Linked DNA regions of Homo sapiens: region 2 is linked to region 1. Evidence: chromatin loops called from intact Hi-C (ENCODE). Cell type or tissue: IMR-90. All regions are shown on one strand. Links, peaks and the distances in the headings refer to the core of each region. The heading gives the core; the rest is flanking DNA. Region 1 holds the start of TBX5 (T-box transcription factor 5). Region 2 overlaps TBX3 (T-box transcription factor 3).

What was found. Peaks named below come from ENCODE experiments on the same cell type or tissue, not always from the same donor. Only the 100,000 strongest peaks of a DNase experiment are listed, where the experiment ranks them.
Region 2: a loop joins it to region 1, with 8 times the contacts of the local background. A loop is called at or near these places in 4 of 110 quality-filtered maps.

The regions. Positions count from the first base shown.
Region 1 is chr12:114,400,358-114,407,410 of GRCh38, reverse strand. TBX5 (T-box transcription factor 5) reads left to right here and starts at 1,267. Exons shown (of 9, transcript NM_181486.4): 1 at 1,267-1,783; 2 at 3,475-3,659; 3 at 5,491-5,585. The coding sequence starts at 3,513. RefSeq lists enhancers at 840-1,340, 1,379-2,065. In IMR-90, for the core only: a CTCF peak has its summit at 4,227; DNase peaks (open chromatin) are centred at 3,170, 3,510, 4,180, 6,220 and 1 weaker place; H3K4me3 peaks cover 4,582 bases; H3K27ac peaks cover 4,799 bases.
Region 2 is chr12:114,670,259-114,677,311 of GRCh38, reverse strand. It overlaps TBX3 (T-box transcription factor 3), which reads left to right. Exons shown (of 7, transcript NM_005996.4): 5 at 842-999; 6 at 2,477-3,147; 7 at 5,010-7,053. The coding sequence ends at 5,471. Among named protein-coding and RNA genes, the nearest start is that of TBX3-AS1, 8.5 kb to the left of the region's middle. RefSeq lists enhancers at 1,079-1,580, 4,681-5,240, 5,241-5,801. In IMR-90, for the core only: no CTCF peak of the experiment used is centred there; DNase peaks (open chromatin) are centred at 1,841, 2,421, 3,831 and 4,971; H3K4me3 peaks cover 2,868 bases; H3K27ac peaks cover 4,546 bases.

The DNA of each region.
Region 1 (7,053 bases), core at 1,414-6,413:
CTTCTTCCGATGCCATGTTTGTTTTTCGTGTCTTCGGCCTAGGGTCGCCTTGCCAGCAAGCCTAAAGGCCTCCAAGCTGACTTGGAGGGTGAGGGTGTTTTCACAAATAAATACATCGCCTGGGCAAAGGGAAAATATCTGTTTGCAAACAAACCTGGAAGGTGGAGTGAGCACCATAGCAAAGGAGGGCTGGCTTTCTCCCCGGTTGCCCCACATTCAGGGTTGGAGATTCTCCACTTTGGCATTTTGCAGCAATGGCCTGGCCTGGGATTTTAGCAGAGCAGTCACAGAGGGTTACACAGCTGCTGACCTCGGGGCATTTCTCCTCCCTCCATCCCTTTCTCCAGACCTTGACTTGCAGGCCCAAGTCTCTTATCAGAACCCTAGAAAAATCAGTATGATGGGGGTACAGGAGGTAAGGATGGGAAACAGAACAGGACTCCTGACATTTACTCCAAGCACCAATATTCGGTGTCCCAATCTGGGTCTGCTCAGACTGAGACCTACTGACTGTGTTTGTGCTTTTATTGACCTCTTCAACTCACCCTAAAAAAAAAAAATACATCTCAGAGAGGGAAAGGGCAAGGAGAGGAGACCAGTGGAGATGAAAACCCTAGCCAGTCCCCAGTGACTGTTTGATTATTTTAATAAAACTGGGCACTGCCTTGTGTACACCTGGAGCAGGGGACGTCTGGTGGCCCCACTGGGTGGGGGGTGAGGGCCCGCAGCGATTTCTTAGCATCTTTGATCTCGGCCCCCATCCCAATGCACCTTCACCCTGCCTTCACCCCAGAGTCGTTGAGAGTAGGGGTGATGAGTAGGGGGTGGAGGGGAGATGTCAGGAAGGCGAGCGCCGGCCAGGCGGGGTCAGGCAGCTCTCCTTCTCGAGGTCAGCGTTGGAGAGAATGTCTGCAAGGCTGCGGAGGCCCGCGGTGTGTTTGTGTGTGTGCGTCCAGACTCGGTTCTCTGCACCGCCAGCGTCACTGAGATTACTTCCCGATTAGAAGCCGACCGCGTTTGAAATGATTTGTGCAGGAGTTTTTGCAGCCACCGCTTGCTCAGAGAAGCAGAGATGGATGGAGGTTGGGAAAGGGGTAGAGAGGAGGGAGTTATTGCAGGTCTGTGTTGAGAGTCGTATTGTGATTTGAGTGTTCGGGAAATCTAGTGGAAATTTGGGGTGGGGGGAAGGGAGGACGGGAGGGTGGGAGGGAGAGAGAAGGGGGAGGGCGACAGAGTGCAGTGGGAGCTAGTTGGATAGGCGATTTCAGTACTTTGTGAGCATCGAGGCAACCCAACGTCACTGTGCTCAGCTGAGTTGGCTTGTATTTCAGAGAGAGAGAGAGAGGGAGAGAGAGTGAGAGAGACTGACTCTTACCTCGAATCCGGGAACTTTAATCCTGAAAGCTGCGCTCAGAAAGGACTTCGACCATTCACTGGGCTTCCAACTTTCCCTCCCTGGGGGTGTAAAGGAGGAGCGGGGCACTGAGATTATATGGTTGCCGGTGCTCTTGGAGGCTATTTTGTGTTCTTTGGCGCTTGCCAACTGGGAAGTATTTAGGGAGAGCAAGCGCACAGCAGAGGAGGTGTGTGTTGGAGGTGGGCAGTCGCCGCGGAGGCTCCAGCGGTAGGTGCGCCCTAGTAGGCAGCAGTAGCCGCTATTCTGGGTAAGCAGTAAACCCCGCATAAACCCCGGAGCCACCATGCCTGCTCCCCCGCCTCACCGCCGGCTTCCCTGCTAGGAGCAGCAGAGGATGTGGTGAATGCACCGGCTTCACCGAACGAGGTAACCGTCCCGGCAGATGGCCCGGGAGGCTCAGGAGGGAGCTCGTCGGCCGAGTCGGCTGGGGCGGCGGGAATGGCGGATTCCAGCCCGGCTTTGCATTCTGCAGAGCACAGCTTGCAGAGATTTTGCGCGGCTCGGAGCTCCCCGGCAAATGGAGTCTGGGAGGCCGCCGCGGCTGGCGGAGCGGCATTGAGGTTTGCAGAAGCACGGCCTGGTTCTGTCAAACCGCATCTTGTTCGCCTCCGCCAGCCCAGAGCTCCCCGGGACCCTGGCGAGGGCGCGGGGTAGGATTCTCCCCGCGGCCGGCAGTGAATGGGAGCGCGTGTAGGGGCGCCAGCCCTGCTTTCTTTTGTTGTGAGTAGGCAGCGGGGCTCCAGTCGCCGCCTCCCTGAAGCCCCGAGAACGAGGCGAAGAAAGCTGCTTGCAAGTCAGGCCTCAGAAGCTGTCCTTCTCCTCGGCCCCATTTCTAGATCTCTGGCCACAGCAGGTCAGGGTGGGATCTGGCCGCTTGCTTAAGCAGCTGCTGAGGTTTTGGGGGACCATCGCTTGTGCCCGCTTCCCAAAGTCTTCCCGTTCTAGGGGGAATTCCTACTTGCGTATAGAAGAGATTGGAAGGAGATCAGAGAGCAGGAGACAGGCTCATCGGGCTTGAACAGCTCTGCGGCAGTTATTTTGTGTGTTCTAAGCTCATACGCCTGCAAACCCGGGCCGTTCTATGCATTGCGGGGACCCGGGCTGCAGATTCAATGTCTCCAGCCTAGGACTTATCCGAGAATGATTTTGTCCTCGCCAATCCTGAGCCTGAGCCTGCAGTTTTAGCAGGCCAGGCCTGGCTGAAGTTCAGAGAAACCCCTTTCGGCCTGGTCACTCCACAAAATGCCCGCCATCCCCCGCCCGGCATCAGAGCGCTGGTGGCGGGCACCCAGTGACGAGCCTTCCTCGGAACGGCTGCACGGTGACTTTCTTCATCTAGTCTTCTGTTTGGCTACTTTTTATCTTTTAACGAATCTTACTTAAGGTTGGGATAAAGAAAAGGATGTTTAATTTTAAAGGACTTTTAATGTTAAGGCCTGTAACTGGTAAAAGGTGTATATGAATTCTCTTTTGAACCTAGTCTCAATCTGCACAACCTTCCCCTTCTGTGTTTTTCTTTTTGCAAGAGGCGGGTTATTTCACACATTTCTGCCTGCTGCAGAAAACTATTCCTCTTGTGAGGTTTAATAAAAAGAGTTTCGACGGCATCTTGTAATTTGGCGAAGAAAGAAATTCTCTAAAGGACACTGGGTTTTTGTTTTGTTTTGTTTTTGGTTCCTACCCAGTGGCTTCCAAAAATACCCACGCCTTATCTTTATTGGCTCTTCCAGAAGTCCAGACAAATTTGACGGGCAGCTTGCTTATCACGGAGAGCCTGCGCAGGGGAGATGCGGGCCTCACCTTCTCCGGGTCTGACGCGGGTCTTTTGCAAGAAGTTGTGCCTGCTTATAAAGTAATAGTAATACTACTAGGAATACTAGTAACAGTAATAATTCTAGGGCCTTCTGCAGTCACCTTCGGCTGGGAACGGAGGTGCTGGTAGCTGGAAACTGGGGGCCAAACTGCTCCCTCCTGTCACTAGAATTGTGCTCTCCAACCTTTCTCTCGTTCTCTCTCTGTCCTCCCCACCCCCATCTCCCCCTGCTTCTTGTCCTCAGAGCAGAACCTTGCGCGGGCACAGGGCCCTGGGCGCACCATGGCCGACGCAGACGAGGGCTTTGGCCTGGCGCACACGCCTCTGGAGCCTGACGCAAAAGACCTGCCCTGCGATTCGAAACCCGAGAGCGCGCTCGGGGCCCCCAGCAAGTCCCCGTCGTCCCCGCAGGCCGCCTTCACCCAGCAGGTAAGGAGACCTCGCGCTTCGGGTCCCTTTGCAGAGATCAAAGTCAGAGTCTGGCTTTCCTGCTCGGCTTCTCTTGCGGGGACAGAACAAAAACAAAATAAAAAAACCCCAAAACGAACCCAACGACTATAATCATCCCTTTTCCTTTTTATTCCCACTCAGTTCCACCTTTCTCTGCCCTGTCTCCCCAAATGCTAGCGTATTGCCATCTACTTTATTGTGACGGTTATCTTTACGGCCAAAGGATTTTTGAAATCTATTTAAATTGTTCGAGAAATCTCAATTATCCGGCCGTTTGGGGTCAGCTAACAATGGCCTAGATAATTCCTTTCCCTCTGCACTATGTGTAGAATCGGCCCCCAGCATCTTAATAAGGGCCAGGTCAGCGGCCGATTCAGGCCGGCATGAGCGATGGCTTGACCCCTCTTCTGATCTTCCGTAGCCTTCGCCTCCTCCCGCCTCCTCCTGCCTCCTCCTGCCTCCTCCGCGCCGCCGACTAGACCCGCGCGCCGCACCATTTGTCTTGCGGTCGGGGCCTGGCTGGCTGGCGCGCCATCACCGGCCGCTGGGAGCGCACAGAGCTCTGCCCGGAGGGCACCAGGAGCCTCGGGTTCGCCAGGCTACAACCTGGGCCCAGGCAGAGGGAGGAGCCTCACCTTGCGCTCTGCGCCCAAAACCCAGGACGCACTGGGCGCTCAAGTCGGCCCCTCAGTAGATCCTGGTAATTTTTAAATAAGGTGTCACATGGGGTGAAACGGGGTGACGACCAGAAGAGACACTTACACATGGCTAAAATCCTGCCTTGGGATTTCGATCCCTTCCTGGCTTTTCCCGGCTTCTCTCTTTGGCCTTTAAGTTTCAGGAAAACGTGTGTATATTTGTAGAGAAGCAGAGAGCGTGAACACAGTTTAGGAAACTTAGGGATTTTTTTTTTTCTTTTAAGGAAAAGCAAACCCACTTTTTAGACTGTTGTAAATTATTCCAAAATGAAGAGTTTGTGTGTGCATGTATGTGTGTGTGCACATATGTATATATATGTATATATATACATTTGCATCGGTTCTGTAAATTTAGTTTTAGCTGAAAGCCAAAATGTTAAATGGCATCAGGCGTGTCCTATAATCAAAATAGCTGGATGTGAATGGAACTACTTGTAGAGAGAGCCTGGAAGGTTTGTTAATATAGATATTTAGGATTAATTATCCTTCTGGACTGTAAGAATATATGATAATACAAACATTTTTAGGTTTCAAAATTCATGTATGTTCAGGTTTGCACTCACCATGGTCGAGAATAAGCAAGTATTTGCACATCTGTATGTTTGATGTGTGGGCATCTGAGTGTCTACATGAGAATATTCTGAGTGGTTTTCTAGATTAGGTTCCTAGTTTTTCTAAATTAGGTTTTTTATCTATCCCCCCCACCCATCTCAGGTGAAGTGGATTGAAATTGGCTCTGGTTTTTTTTTTTTGGTTTGTTTGTTTGGTTGGTTTTTTCTTATTCCGGTCCTCCTCAGTGACATTCCGGAGCACCCTGATGGTGGGTGATCACTCCATAGCCTTGTGCTGATGGCATTAGAAGCAGACAATACAGCACTGTGGGTTCAAGTGGTTGTTGCAACCCTCAGGGATTCAGCCTACATAGGGATCCCTGGGCAGAGGCTGTTGGGTGCTCCAGATAATTCTGCAGTGGGCTGAAGCCACTTTTTACTCTCTGAGACCACAGGCTCCAGCGGGAAGGAGGAGCAGTCTCTGTGTTTTGGGGGAGTTTGGGGAAGGAATGCCCACTACTGCCAGGGCTTGTTAGTGTGACTTTTTTCTCCTTCTTGCAGGGCATGGAGGGAATCAAAGTGTTTCTCCATGAAAGAGAACTGTGGCTAAAATTCCACGAAGTGGGCACGGAAATGATCATAACCAAGGCTGGAAGGTGAGATGGTTTGTTGTGTAGAGAGAGGGACGAGGAGAAATTGTGGGAGAGGTGAAGAAGAAAAGGTGGCTTGGAAGAGAAGAAGGAAGGAAAGGGGCAAAAGGAGAGGGAATATAGAGAAAGAAGAGAAAGGAGAGGAGAGGAGAGAGAGAGCGAAAGATAGATCCTGGTTAAAGAGGCACAAGGAGATTCCTCCATTGATCTCTCCTAGGATGGAGGAAATACTCCAGAAGTTCAAGCCCGGAAACTGGGCATTTCTCCCACCTCACATATAGAAAGAATAAAGAGCTTGGGAGGCCGTGCTATCTGGATTCGTAATGAGGGAAAGAGAGAAGAGGGAAAGGAGAAAACAGAAAACAGAGACCCAGAGAAGACAGAGTCTAGAAGGTTTTTGGGTTTCAGGGATCTTGGACTTTATCTTTACTCCAATCCTCATTCCCACCCTCCCTGACCTTGGAGTGGCTCCAGGGTCCCACCCGATTGTCAAACTCTGAATCGTTGGATGTATTCGCTACCTCTTTCATTGTTTATAGAAAGCAGGCGAAGCCTTTAAAACTGAACCGGGGCTCGGCCGGGCTCTATATACAGACACCAATAAACACGGCAGCTTCGCCAAGACACTCGCCCCGGAGTTCCCCTTAAAAGCTCGCAGAGTTTTAGCTAGAAATGCTAGACTTCTGGGGGAGGAGGAAGGAGAGTGGTGCAGCTCTGTATGTCAGTGTGAGTGTGTGAGCATGTGCACGCGCGCGCCCAGGCCTGGGGACGTCCTGGCCACATCCCTACCCGTGCTGGACGGGTCTTCCGCGTCCCGCAAAGCAAAAAGCCAGAGGATGCCCCGAGCAGGCGTGTGGAGCAGGCGAACGGTAGGCCCAAGCCACCGAGTGTGTGAAGGGGGAGGGTGGAGCCGCCTTTCCAGACGCCCCCCGCCCCCGTTCTCCAGCCGAAGCCTCCCTCAATAAACTGACAACAGTGACATTTATTATTATTTAAAATTAAACAAAGTCTGCTCCCCGCTCGGCCCAAGGCCTGAGTGAACTAGGAGGCGCGTTCTGTTTATATCAACGAACTGCAGTCCTCTTCCTATTCCCCCAGGAAGGAAAGACACGTCCGAGTCCCTCTTTCCCCCCGAGCCTGAGCCGTGAGGATTTAACTATAAAAGGCCTGCGAAGTCTTCTGCGCCTCCGCCTCCGGGCGCGCTCGCTCAGGCTGATAAACACTGCGAGGCTTTGGCTCCGGGGCTCGGAGGGAGAGGCCTCCATTCGACCGTTCCCGCCATCGCTGAGTGAGCCGAGATCTGCCAACTTGTCTTTTCGCCCCGGGCCAGCCTTGAGAATCTTTGCTTTCTGGGGCATGTTCCTCAGAAGGTGGAGGGAAATTTGGAGTGCGCCAGGGCGCAGAAAGGCAGCAGAGACGGCACAGTTCCGGGCCATCGGCTTGATAACGACTGAATCTTAGTTCAGGCCTCAGC
Region 2 (7,053 bases), core at 1,330-6,329, 270 kb before region 1:
ATTAATTCCTAATTAATTTAAGTTCATCCTAGGCAGGTCCCAGAAAGAACCATGCCATTGAGAAAATACTTGGGAATTTTTGCAATCCTGTCTTCCAAATACCATCAGACAGAGCTGGGGACTTCGGAAAGATGTATGGCTCTCTCCCTCCTTCGTGGGGACATGTATCATTTTGCATTACGTAGACAGCTGGAGAGTATATGAAAGAGGGTCTCCCCTCCCCCACCCCCTTTCAAAGAATTTCTAAAATCCAGAAAATCACCCCCAAATTTTTAACCTATCCCCTTGGGGCGGGCATTAAAAAATAATTGCTAACAGCTAAATATATTTTTATTCCAATTAATTTGTTAGTAAAACGATTACAGTAAAGTGCAGCATGAAATAACCACTTCCTCCCAATCTTAGCCACCATCCAAAATTTGGGTATGCTGGGGACAGACAGCGTTGTGTTTGCAGGATTGGACACCCGGTTCTCCCTATATAAGGCTGGCAGTCCAGCTGTCTCTGACTAGATCCAGCCTCTTCTCCTGCTTTTAAATAAAATTTCACAGCCCAAGCAAATGCCTTTTCCTAATGAAACCCCATCTTGAATAAATGCAACTGAAGCCTCCTTCCTTTCTCCCTAACCCTCTGCCACACTCTTCAGCCCAGTTAGAGGGTCAAGGACAAAGCTTGGGTCTATGTGGCTGCCCTGGGGCAAGCAGATTTCAGTGAATTAGCGTTGTCCCTGGGCAGCAGGCAGGGTGTGAGGTATGTGTGTGCCGCTTTGGAAAGGGTAAGGGAAACAAAGAGGGGAAATGTATGTTACATTCTGTAACCTGGGTGTGGGCTTCTGCCACAGAAAACAGCTCACCCTGCAGTCCATGAGGGTGTTTGATGAAAGACACAAAAAGGAGAATGGGACCTCTGATGAGTCCTCCAGTGAACAAGCAGCTTTCAACTGCTTCGCCCAGGCTTCTTCTCCAGCCGCCTCCACTGTAGGGACATCGAACCTCAAAGGTAAACCATGTCACCTTTGTGATCACTGGACTCCAGTCCCTCGTGGCCTGGAAGAGTTGAAGGGGGATGGGGCACCAACCAGGGCACTTGCCCTTTAAAAGCTAGAAGCCTTCTAAACATCCTTAAACAGAAGCCAGAGTTCAAAAAGGGCTATCAGGTGTGTCTCCCCTTCCCCGCTAAGGCAGTAGAAGGAGAGCACAGAGGCCTTTCTCCCAGATCCTTATTTGGCTGGTGGGGAGGGGAGGTGGGTGTCTGTTTGCATACTACCTCTTGGCAAGCAGCTTTGAAAACTTGCTTGAAGCGCTTCTCTCTTTTCTCTCTGTCTCTGTTTCTTTCTCCTCCCATTCTCTCCAACCAACAGAGGCTCCAACTGCTGACTTTTCACTGTCTTTGAACTCTAGGTTACAATGTGTTGGACTGGGTGGGGGGGAAGCAAGGGACTCTGCCACCTGGAACCGAGAAGGTGGCCTAGAAAACATCCAGCTATAAAGCAACAATTGACCTGGGAGAGGAGGTGGAGCACTGGGGATCTGCGGTGGGGGTAGAGCTGGGGGAGGTGGGTGAGGAGTGGACAAGATGGCTCAAATCCCCCCTCAGTTACCTGTGTTTAAAGAGCAAGCAGTATTTATTTGGAAAGACACACACACACACACACACACACACACACACACACACACACTCTCAACGGGAAGAAACCTGTTTTTTAGTGAAATAAAATGCAAGTCCTTTATGTCTTCAATCCATTTAAGCTTTAAACATAAAATAGGATCCCTTTTTCTTTTCTTCTGGTGGAACACCCACAGAGGGTGTGGTAAAAGCGAAAAAAGAATCTATGATCGTCCCCGGGCTGTGAGCCATCTGTCCGACACTCATCTCTCTCTGCAGGGACTGGGGCAAATACAAACGGTTCAACTGAGTACTGGTGTTGAAGGACAGGTGTCCGTTCTGCCATTATCAATTCAGATGTCAGGGTTCTTGCCAAACAAATCCTTCCAGAGTAATTCACAAATTTGTGGAAGGTGCTGCTCTCTGTCATTCACTGATTTTTTGATAGTAATTAGAATATGTTCCAGCTGTGAGTTTTAATGTTACTTTTTACTTTTAAAAAGTTAATTTGCAATCGAATGGGGAGATGCATGTGAAATCTGCCACTGTAGGAACTCAAAAAAAGAAGTAAAATTCATTAAAATAAGAAGAGCTACTGATTAGGGGATTGTCCATCTAAGGGAAAGTTTAAACTCTGGGTAAATACTTTAAATTCATAATCGCTTATTGAATTTTCCAGCAATGTTGTTGGGCACGATTATCCCCATTTTGCAGATGACAACACTGAGGTGCAGAGAGGCTAAGGGGCTTTCCCCGGGATTACACAGCCACTAAGCCACGAGCTGGGATTCCAACTTGGGAACTGGAGTTCCGTTGGCTCATACTGGAGATAACGCCCTTCTGCCTTGGTTTTTTCCTTCGCCTGTGGTAGATTTATGTCCCAGCGAGGGTGAGAGCGACGCCGAGGCCGAGAGCAAAGAGGAGCATGGCCCCGAGGCCTGCGACGCGGCCAAGATCTCCACCACCACGTCGGAGGAGCCCTGCCGTGACAAGGGCAGCCCCGCGGTCAAGGCTCACCTTTTCGCTGCTGAGCGGCCCCGGGACAGCGGGCGGCTGGACAAAGCGTCGCCCGACTCACGCCATAGCCCCGCCACCATCTCGTCCAGCACTCGCGGCCTGGGCGCGGAGGAGCGCAGGAGCCCGGTTCGCGAGGGCACAGCGCCGGCCAAGGTGGAAGAGGCGCGCGCGCTCCCGGGCAAGGAGGCCTTCGCGCCGCTCACGGTGCAGACGGACGCGGCCGCCGCGCACCTGGCCCAGGGCCCCCTGCCTGGCCTCGGCTTCGCCCCGGGCCTGGCGGGCCAACAGTTCTTCAACGGGCACCCGCTCTTCCTGCACCCCAGCCAGTTTGCCATGGGGGGCGCCTTCTCCAGCATGGCGGCCGCTGGCATGGGTCCCCTCCTGGCCACGGTTTCTGGGGCCTCCACCGGTGTCTCGGGCCTGGATTCCACGGCCATGGCCTCTGCCGCTGCGGCGCAGGGACTGTCCGGGGCGTCCGCGGCCACCCTGCCCTTCCACCTCCAGCAGCACGTCCTGGCCTCTCAGGTATGGATCCTTCTTCCTGCCTCCACCAGTCTTTCCACCTTTCGTCCAGTTTCCCTGTCCTTTGCCAGCAGACCCTCACCCGATCCCTTTGGCCTAGTAGCTGTAATAATTTTTACTGAGCCATTACCGGGTTCAAGGCTTAGCTCATGGAGTTATTATGACTTCATTCTCCCCATTCACCCCAAAAATCTTTAAAATTTTTCCGAAGTTAAAGGCTGTTTCCAGCAGAGTAGATAGGTAGTAACAAAGATAACAGCTGGACACAGCACTTACTTTCAGGCATTCTTCTAAGTGCTTGCTCTGTATTGACTCATTTGACCTAACCCTTCAGGGGTACTATTATCACCTCCACTTTACAGATGAAGGCGAAGACGCCCAGAGATGTTGAGTGACTTGTCCAAGGTCACACAGCGGGTACATGGTGGAGCTGAGACTCAACCCCAGGCTATCTGACTCCAGGGCCTCTTTGAGGGTTTCTGATTTTAGCTTCAGAGCTGACATGTCTCTTAAGTGTCTCATAGCCAACCCTTCCCCAGGAATGGGACTCTAGGCCTGGGGAGGGGAAGTGACTACTTCCTGAGTAGGAGTTCAGTCTTGATTCCTCCAGCCTTTCCTCCCAGTTCGAAGCTCTTCTCCCCACCCCCAACCCCAAGCAGGCCAGCCTATTCCTCGAAGGGTTAATGGTTTGTGCACACGTGGGAAATGTCAGAGGACAGGGATAAGCAGGGACTGGGGCAGGCCTGGAGGCCTGTGTGTGGCTCAGACAGCTGTGCTGGGGGGAGGTCTCAGGCGGCTGGAAACACCCTGAACTCGATGAAAAGGTTCTATGAGGTTTTGCATGCTGTTGCCTTTTGTTTTGTCTGAGCACATTCGTCTGGTCTCCCTTCCCTGCGCCAAGAAACCAGATTGGCCTCCCCACTCCAGGGAGGAGGGAGCTGAGGAAAGGCTTGGCTTCTGGCATTTCTCAATTCCTCCCATCTCCTCTGCTGGCTTCTCCGGGAGACCCTGTCCTAGGTGGGCAGGTGGTTGGTACACCAAGGACTACCTGAACAGACAAAACCTTAAGGGCACCTCAAGGCATGATGCAGAGAACTGGCCCAGGCCAGGGTGCCTGCATCTTAAATGCTGCTTCTGCCAATTCCCAGCTTAGTGCACTCCTGAACTCCTGCGGCCTACCTCGGCTTCTCACCTGGAACACCAGTGAATCATGCTGGACGATTTCTTTGTCTCTGTTTATAACAAATGCCCTTTTTCCCTCCCCCAGCCCCAGTTTCCTTTTGCTTAAGATCTTCACTGTCTGTTTTTTTTGTTTTGTTTTGTTTTGTTTGGAGAAACTTCTAGGATTGGGGTGGGAGGATGGGGGTTGGGGAAGAAGAAAGATTTAAAAAATTATTCCTACTAATTTATGTCCTCCGGCTTCCCCTTGGTTACCTCTGTGGGGTAAACTGAATCTGTATCCCCATTTAACAGGTGCAAGGAGATTTCCTGGGGGCTGCACACACTGTGTGCAGCATATTGCAGGCTTTCACTCATTTAATATCTACAAAGTCCTCAATAAGTATATGAATTACTTATGATTTCCCTGTTTTTTCTTCCTATAAGGAAGCTGAGGCACAAGTTAATCAAAGTCTCTTGGCCTAGGGTGACACAGCTAAGATTTGTACCTAGAGATTTCTGAGTGTTGACTTCTCTCCTGCCCCCACCTATCTCCCCCCCCAAAAAAAAAAACACAACAACAACAACAACAGAACATACCAGGGATTCATGGCTTGCCCAATGTTGGAGGGGGAGAAGAGAGGAGAGGGATGAGATAAGCTCCTCCCACCCGGCTGACTCGCTGTGTGTCTCTTTTCTCACCCCAGGGCCTGGCCATGTCCCCTTTCGGAAGCCTGTTCCCTTACCCCTACACGTACATGGCCGCAGCGGCGGCCGCCTCCTCTGCGGCAGCCTCCAGCTCGGTGCACCGCCACCCCTTCCTCAATCTGAACACCATGCGCCCGCGGCTGCGCTACAGCCCCTACTCCATCCCGGTGCCGGTCCCGGACGGCAGCAGTCTGCTCACCACCGCCCTGCCCTCCATGGCGGCGGCCGCGGGGCCCCTGGACGGCAAAGTCGCCGCCCTGGCCGCCAGCCCGGCCTCGGTGGCAGTGGACTCGGGCTCTGAACTCAACAGCCGCTCCTCCACGCTCTCCTCCAGCTCCATGTCCTTGTCGCCCAAACTCTGCGCGGAGAAAGAGGCGGCCACCAGCGAACTGCAGAGCATCCAGCGGTTGGTTAGCGGCTTGGAAGCCAAGCCGGACAGGTCCCGCAGCGCGTCCCCGTAGACCCGTCCCAGACACGTCTTTTCATTCCAGTCCAGTTCAGGCTGCCGTGCACTTTGTCGGATATAAAATAAACCACGGGCCCGCCATGGCGTTAGCCCTTCCTTTTGCAGTTGCGTCTGGGAAGGGGCCCCGGACTCCCTCGAGAGAATGTGCTAGAGACAGCCCCTGTCTTCTTGGCGTGGTTTATATGTCCGGGATCTGGATCAGATTCTGGGGGCTCAGAAACGTCGGTTGCATTGAGCTACTGGGGGTAGGAGTTCCAACATTTATGTCCAGAGCAACTTCCAGCAAGGCTGGTCTGGGTCTCTGCCCACCAGGCGGGGAGGTGTTCAAAGACATCTCCCTCAGTGCGGATTTATATATATATTTTTCCTTCACTGTGTCAAGTGGAAACAAAAACAAAATCTTTCAAAAAAAAAATCGGGACAAGTGAACACATTAACATGATTCTGTTTGTGCAGATTAAAAACTTTATAGGGACTTGCATTATCGGTTCTCAATAAATTACTGAGCAGCTTTGTTTGGGGAGGGAAGTCCCTACCATCCTTGTTTAGTCTATATTAAGAAAATCTGTGTCTTTTTAATATTCTTGTGATGTTTTCAGAGCCGCTGTAGGTCTCTTCTTGCATGTCCACAGTAATGTATTTGTGGTTTTTATTTTGAACGCTTGCTTTTAGAGAGAAAACAATATAGCCCCCTACCCTTTTCCCAATCCTTTGCCCTCAAATCAGTGACCCAAGGGAGGGGGGGATTTAAAGGGAAGGAGTGGGCAAAACACATAAAATGAATTTATTATATCTAAGCTCTGTAGCAGGATTCATGTCGTTCTTTGACAGTTCTTTCTCTTTCCTGTATATGCAATAACAAGGTTTTAAAAAAATAATAAAGAAGTGAGACTATTAGACAAAGTATTTATGTAATTATTTGATAACTCTTGTAAATAGGTGGAATATGAATGCTTGGAAAATTAAACTTTAATTTATTGACATTGTACATAGCTCTGTGTAAATAGAATTGCAACTGTCAGGTTTTGTGTTCTTGTTTTCCTTTAGTTGGGTTTATTTCCAGGTCACAGAATTGCTGTTAACACTAGAAAACACACTTCCTGCACCAACACCAATACCCTTTCAAAAGAGTTGTCTGCAACATTTTTGTTTTCTTTTTTAATGTCCAAAAGTGGGGGAAAGTGCTATTTCCTATTTTCACCAAAATTGGGGAAGGAGTGCCACTTTCCAGCTCCACTTCAAATTCCTTAAAATATAACTGAGATTGCTGTGGGGAGGGAGGAGGGCAGAGGCTGCGGTTTGACTTTTTAATTTTTCTTTTGTTATTTGTATTTGCTAGTCTCTGATTTCCTCAAAACGAAGTGGAATTTACTACTGTTGTCAGTATCGGTGTTTTGAATTGGTGCCTGCCTATAGAGATATATTCACAGTTCAAAAGTCAGGTGCTGAGAGATGGTTTAAAGACAAATTCATGAAGGTATATTTTGTGTTATAGTTGTTGATGAGTTCTTTGGTTTTCTGTATTTTTCCCCCTCTCTTTAAAACATCACTGAAATTTCAATAAATTTTTATTGAAA